Regions from separate parts of the Homo sapiens genome. Here region 2 is linked to region 1. The links are chromatin contacts, found by POLR2A ChIA-PET in ENCODE. All regions are on one chromosome and are shown on one strand. The core of a region is the stretch at or near the end of the contact, and the rest is flanking DNA. Distances in the headings are between cores, read along the strand shown.

What was found. ChIA-PET counts read pairs that join two places held with the same protein, here RNA polymerase II (POLR2A).
Region 2: POLR2A ChIA-PET joins it to region 1 with 13 read pairs in T-cell. The contact joins two enhancer-like sites. POLR2A ChIA-PET finds 5 or more read pairs at or near these places in 7 of 52 experiments (AG04450, CD4-positive, alpha-beta T cell, Panc1 and 3 more).

Annotation. Positions count from the first base shown.
Region 1 is chr1:50,619,652-50,622,766 of GRCh38, reverse strand. All of the region lies in intron 8 of FAF1 (Fas associated factor 1), which reads left to right. Among named protein-coding and RNA genes, the nearest start is that of FAF1-AS1, 180 kb to the right of the region's middle. Within about 2 kb of position 1,691, at least 9 of the 41 ENCODE cell types and tissues checked have a DNase peak (open chromatin) inside an H3K27ac peak, as active enhancers do.
Region 2 is chr1:50,665,936-50,669,050 of GRCh38, reverse strand. The region is part of intron 7 of FAF1 (Fas associated factor 1); the gene reads left to right. Among named protein-coding and RNA genes, the nearest start is that of FAF1-AS1, 230 kb to the right of the region's middle. Within about 2 kb of position 1,630, at least 2 of the 41 ENCODE cell types and tissues checked have a DNase peak (open chromatin) inside an H3K27ac peak, as active enhancers do.

The DNA of each region.
Region 1 (3,115 bases), core at 442-2,941:
TAAAGAGGAGGTCATAGTAGGTGTCCAATAAATACTGGAATCCTCTCTGTTCCTCTTTACCATCCTCCCCACCCCCAAGTCCAAGATTTCCCTTAACTCTGAAATTTTATGATTCTGTAAAATTCTAATACATGTCCTTCAGCAAATGAAATGGATCAATTAAAAACAGGTAAATTTCAAGTAATATTAGATTCCTGGATGACAATTGTACTAATATCCTTTAAAAGTAACTCTCAAGAGAGTGGATGAGATAGCTAACTAAATGCGGCCTGGAAGTGCCACTTCTACCGAGAGAGACCAAATCATCAAGTCAGCATAATTTGGGCAACTCTTAGGAGAGAAAATGCCAAGAGTGGCTGGTGAGGAGATGCTGAAGCCAAGGCTGAAAAGGGAGGAAGCTGGGAACCTTGTGTGGAGTATCTGAATGCTGGTGCTAGTTCTTGGCCCTGAATAGCTTTTGGGAAAGGGGTGTATTAAGGAAATGAGGGATAGCTCACTCTTGCCACAGACCAGCCTAGCTACGGCGGACCCTTTATCCTCCATGGACATGTGAGCTGGCAGGGTAATCTTTCTTTTTTTTTTCTTTTTATTTTTTTTTTTTTGAGATGGAGTCTCGCTCTGTTGCCCAGGCTGGAGTGCAGTGGTGTAATCTCGGCTCACTGCAACCTCCACCTCCCGAATTCAAGTGATTTCCTGCCTCAGCTTCCTGAGTAGCTGGGATTACAGGCACCTGCCACCATGCCCGGCTAATTTTTGTATTTTTAGTAGAGACTGGGTTTCACCATACTGGCCAGGCTGGTCTCGAACTTCCGACCTCAGGCCATCCGCCTGCCTTGGCCTCCCATAGTGCTGGGATTACAGGCGTGAGCCACTGTGCCTGGCCAGCAGGGGAATCTTTCTAGGGAGCAAGACAGACAGGAGTGTGGTCGGCATGGAGCCCAGGAGCTTTTGTGTGCTGGTCAGCTCTGGCAGAGATTAGCCATAGACACCCACCCTCCAGGGCTCCTCATCTTCCTCTAGGAGGTGCTGGCCCCAGGTAACCTCCAACCTAAGAAAGATCGGGGCTGGGCCAGGTGCAGTGCCTCACTCCTGTAATCTCAGCACTTTGGGAGGCCGAGGTGGGTGGATCACCTGAGCTCAGGAGTTCGAGACCACCCAGGGCAACATGGTGAAACCCTGTCTCTATTAAAAATACAAAAAAATTAACTGTGTGGTGGTGCGCCCCTGTAGTCCCAGGTATTTGGGAGGCTGAGGCAGGAGAACCACTTGAGCCCCAGAGGCGAAGGTTGCAGTGAGCTGAGATCCCGCCACTACACTCCAGCTTGGGCTACAGAGTGAGACTCCATCTCAAAAAAAAAAAAAAAAAAAAAAAAAAGAAAAAAAGAAAGATCGGGGCTAACTTCCCCGTAAGACTGGGGCATATCTGCAAGCCCTCCTGCTCACTGGCTCCTGCGAAGGCCCATTCCTAGCTGCCTTGCAGGAGCGTGTACACAGCACCCCCTTTGCAGCCCAGCCAGAGTGCATTGTTCCACCTGAGTATTTTCCCAGTGACTCAGGAGCACATCAGAAACCCCAGCACAGCCATAACCCCACCCTGAGCTGTGGGACTTCCTGGTACTTCCAGGGCTGTGGCATGTAGCTTAGGAGTATGGAGCCAAGATCTAAGACCAACACTTGAGCAGGGGAGGAGCCCCCACCATCAGAGGACTGAGAACTAGGGTAGGAGCAGGGTGTGCCTCCCTCCACAGGGCTGGTCCGGAAAGTGTGCGGCATATCTCCCTGCTCCAGCCTCTGCCTGAGGGGGCCCCATGGCCCGGAACACCTAACAAAAGAAAATGCAGGCACAGTGCCAGTGACTGGAGGGGGCACCCCCAAGGCTCAGAAGCAGACCTGGTGAGGGAGCCATCTCCTCCCCTCCCACACCACAGAGCACACCTGAGAATGCAAGAAAGTACAAAAGATCTATGTGGCTGGATATTTGCCTAGCTACTGGCCATTACTCTTAAGCACCATCTACTGGATCGCAGCTCAAACTGCAAAAACAAAAATTATCCTGCTAATATATACACCTGTGAAACCAAGTGCAAGAATTCACCCACACATAAAGAATCAACACAAGAACTCTCGCAGTTGAAAAAGCCAGTGTCCCCTTACCTCCAGACAAGTCCACTAGTTTCCCAACAATGGTTCTTAACCATTCCAAAATGACTGCAATGACAGACACAGAATTGAGAATCTGGATGTCAACGAAGTGCATTGAGATTCAGGAGAAAATTGAAACCCAATCCAAGGAATCTAGCAAAATGATCCAAGAGCTGAAAGATGAAATAGTCATTTTAAGAAAGAACCAAACTGAATTTCTAGAGCTGCTAAGTTTACTACAAGAATTTCATAATACAATACAAGTATGAACAACAGAATAGACCAAGAGGAGGAAAGACTCTCAGAGCTCAAAGACTGGTTCTTCAAATCAACTCATTCAGACAAAAATAAAGAAAAAATTTAAAACAATGAACAAAACCTCCAAGAAATGTGGGATTATGTTAAGAGACCAAATCTAGGCTGGACACGGTGGCTCACGCCTATAATCCCAGCATTTTGGGAGGCCGAGGCGGGCGGATCATGAGGTCAGGAGTTCGAGACCAACCTGGCCAACATAGTGAAACCCTGTCTTTACTAAAAATACAAAAATTAGCCAGGCGTAGTGGTGGGCACCTGTAGTCCCAGCTACTTGGGAAGTTGAGGCAGGAGAATCGCTTGAACCTGGAAGGCAGAGGTTGCAGTGAGCCGAGATTGTGCCATTGCACTCCAGCCTGGGAGACAGAGCAAGACTCTGTCTCAAAAAAAAAAAAAAAAAGAGAGAGAGAGACCAAATCTACTATTCATTGGCATTTTTAAGAGAGAAGGAGAGAGAATAAGCAACTTGGAAAATATATTTGAGGATATAGTCCATGAAAATTTCCCTAATCTCACTACAAAAATTGATATGCAAATCCAGGAAATACAGAGAACCCTGGTTAGATACTATATGAGACGACCATCCCCAAGGCATGTACTCATCAGATTCACCAAGGTCAATGTAAAAGAAAAAATCTTAAAGGCAGCTAGAGAGAAT
Region 2 (3,115 bases), core at 381-2,880, 46 kb before region 1:
TGTGTGTAGCACTAATACCAGAAGTCCATGGTTTGTGGCGGTTTTTTAATGTCCTTTCCCATATGGTTTTGAATAGAGCAGGTTATGGCAGGGATGAGCTAAGGAATAGCTTTGTTAATGGATAAATAGGAGTAATTTTTTAACAGGAGACTTCAGGCAGTTTATTCAGAATGCCTCCTTATTTAATGAATCATGTGGTTAAATTTTTTTTCCTGATCTTAATAATACATTAAGTGGGATTGCTAAGGTATTCCTGGTATTTTCTTTCTAAAATAGCTATATCTACATTTCAGAGCCAGCCCTAACAGTGAATCCTTGGGTTGGGTTTTACTTTCTTAATTAAAGGCCAGTCGTATGGAGCTTTTGAGCATTGGCAGCATCAGTCCTTAGGGTTTGGTGTGCAGTAGTAGACTTTCTTTCATAGTGTCAATTCATTTGATACGATTTAATTAAATTGTCATTTGGAGCCAGTTTCCAACTCTACTGTATTCACCTAAACTTAACTAGGTGTGTAATTTTGGTGACTTTACTCTTATAACTTTGCTCATGGCCAAGGCAGCTACTTTTCTTAAGATAGGCTTTCTGCCCTCCTGCCTACAAATCTCTGAGAGTAATGCTGAAAGCTGATCTTGCAAAGTAGCAAGTTAGACTCAGATAACCTGACCAGACACACTTTTAAGTATCTCTCAGGGCTGTTCTTTGGAGGAGCTTACTTAATATTTCCTAAAGGAGAGGTTAAGTAGGTTGTCTTTGGTGCGTTAGTTATGCAGAGAGAAGAGAAATGTAACTCTCCTGACTCCAGGGCCCCAAATGCAAACACTGGCCTAGTTGTTCCCAAACTTTCTTCTTGATGTGGATGACTTGAATGGTTTATTTTCACTTGATGAGCCACACCCCCAGGCCACTTTAGTATTCATGGCAGACCCCAACACTAAGTCCCTTTGTTGTCTTTGTTTTTTGCATTTTTTTGTTAACTAGAAAAGATAAAATTATGAGAGACCTGATTATAGACTGAGGTTCTGTTGCTGATGGTTCCCACCACTTTTTTCACATCTCAGAGAAAGGCAAAGGCCTGGATGGGCAACAGAAAACAGCAAAGCAAACATAAACATCACATCACGTCTGAGCATCAGCGTGGTGCTACCAGAGTGGGAAGGGATATAGTCATTATCAAAATATAAAGATGGTTCTTTGCCAAAAGCATTAACATTGTCAGCATTTTAAAAAGTTTGAAGCTTGCTGTAGAAGCAATGGTCTTTTCTTCAAGGAAAAAAAATCTTTTTTCTTGAAGAAAAGGAAAATGGATTAAGAATTTTAAAAATCCGCATTATTGTTCTGACCTAGACATTAACTAAGTGAATGACATTTAGGCAAGTAGCTTAATTTGTCTGTGTTTGCGCATGTGTGCACTTGTGTTTTTTAAATCACATGAAATAAAAAGGAAGTGCAATTCTATAAAAAACAAGTGGGCAGAGTAGATTAATGGCACTGTTTTACATTGTCTTCCTTATAGACGCAGTTTTAGTTTAGAACTTACAAAGGTTACAAATAAGACACAGCTGTTTCTGATAAGAGTTTCACTTGTCCAGATCAAAAGCATAGAAGAGGAGTTGGCAAGAGTGCCCAACTGTGGAGAGAGAGAAAACTAGAATAACAGGATAGGGCATAATTGATTTACTGTCCATTGGCCAAGTAGAAGTAGCAGGCCCATAGTGTGAATATCTTCATATTCTTTTATTCCAGCTAAAATCCTTACTAATGTAAGGGGTGAAGGAGACTCAGAAGGCATTGGCCAAAAGTGTATAAGAGGAAGAGCCTTGGTAACTCTCATGATAAAGTTTAACTATTTTTATATGCTCTTCTCCTTTTTCCTTGATTTATTTTCCTTGGAAATTTTTTATCTTGCCATCTTTCTCAGATGTGTGTGACACCAGGAACTCTGCCCCCTTTCTGTGAAGCATTCAATTGTTGAAACAATAACAAGTTGCTATTTGTTCTGGCAGTTGTTCTTCCTCTACAGCACTTAAAAGTACAAAGTGGACAGACTGTAACTGCATTATCCATTGCAGCACAGCAGCTGTGGAAAGGCTCATTTGCTCTCATAAGAGGGGCTTTGCCCATAGTTGATCACATGTTACTAGTTTTTGTTGTTGTTGTTGTTGTTTTGAGATGGAGTCTCACTCTGTCACCCAGACTGTAGTGCAGTGTGGTGTGGCCTCGTCTCACTGCAACCTCTGCCTCCTGGGTTCAAGCGATTCTCCTGCCTCAGCCTCCCGAGTAGCTGGGATTACAGATGTGTGCCACCATGCCTGGCTAAGTTTTGTATTTTTAGTAGAGATGGAGTTTCACCATGTTGGCCAGGCTGGTCTCAAACTTCTGACCTCAGGTGATCCGCCCACCTCAGCCTCCCAAAGTGTTGGGATTACAGGCGTGAGCCACTGCACCCCACCCACTTGTTACTACTTAATGACCACTGTTTAGAATTAAGTGCAAATGGTTTCATAGAAGATTCATACACGTTACAATTATAAAAGTGTCCGGTAGCTGGGCACAGTGGCTTACAACCTGTAATCCCAGCACTTTGAGGGGGCTGAGGTGGGAGGATTGCTTGAGTCCAGGGGTTTGAGACCAGCCTGGGCAAAATAATGATACCTCCTCTCTACAAAAAGTTTAAAAATTACCCAGGTGTGGTGGTATGCATCTGTAGTCACTCAGAAGGCTGAGTTGGGAGGATCTTATCAGCCCAGGAGATCCAGGCTGCAGTGAGCTGTGATGGCCCTACTTCACTCCAACTGGGTGACAGAGTAAGACACTGTCTCAACACAAAAAAAGTGTCCAGCCGGGCGCGGTTGCTTATGCCTGTAATCCCAGCAATTTGGGAGGCCAAGGCGGGCAGATCACCTGGTCTTTTTTTTTTTTTTGATCTGGGCTCACTGCAACCTCTGCCTCCCAGGTTCAAGCAATTCTTGTGTCTCACCTCCTGAGTAGCTGGGATTACAGGATGCACCACCACGCCTAGCTAATTTTTGTATTTTTAGTGGAGACAGGGTTTCACCATGTTGGCCAGACTGGTGTTGAACTTCTGACCTCAAGGGATCCGCCCACCTTGACCTCC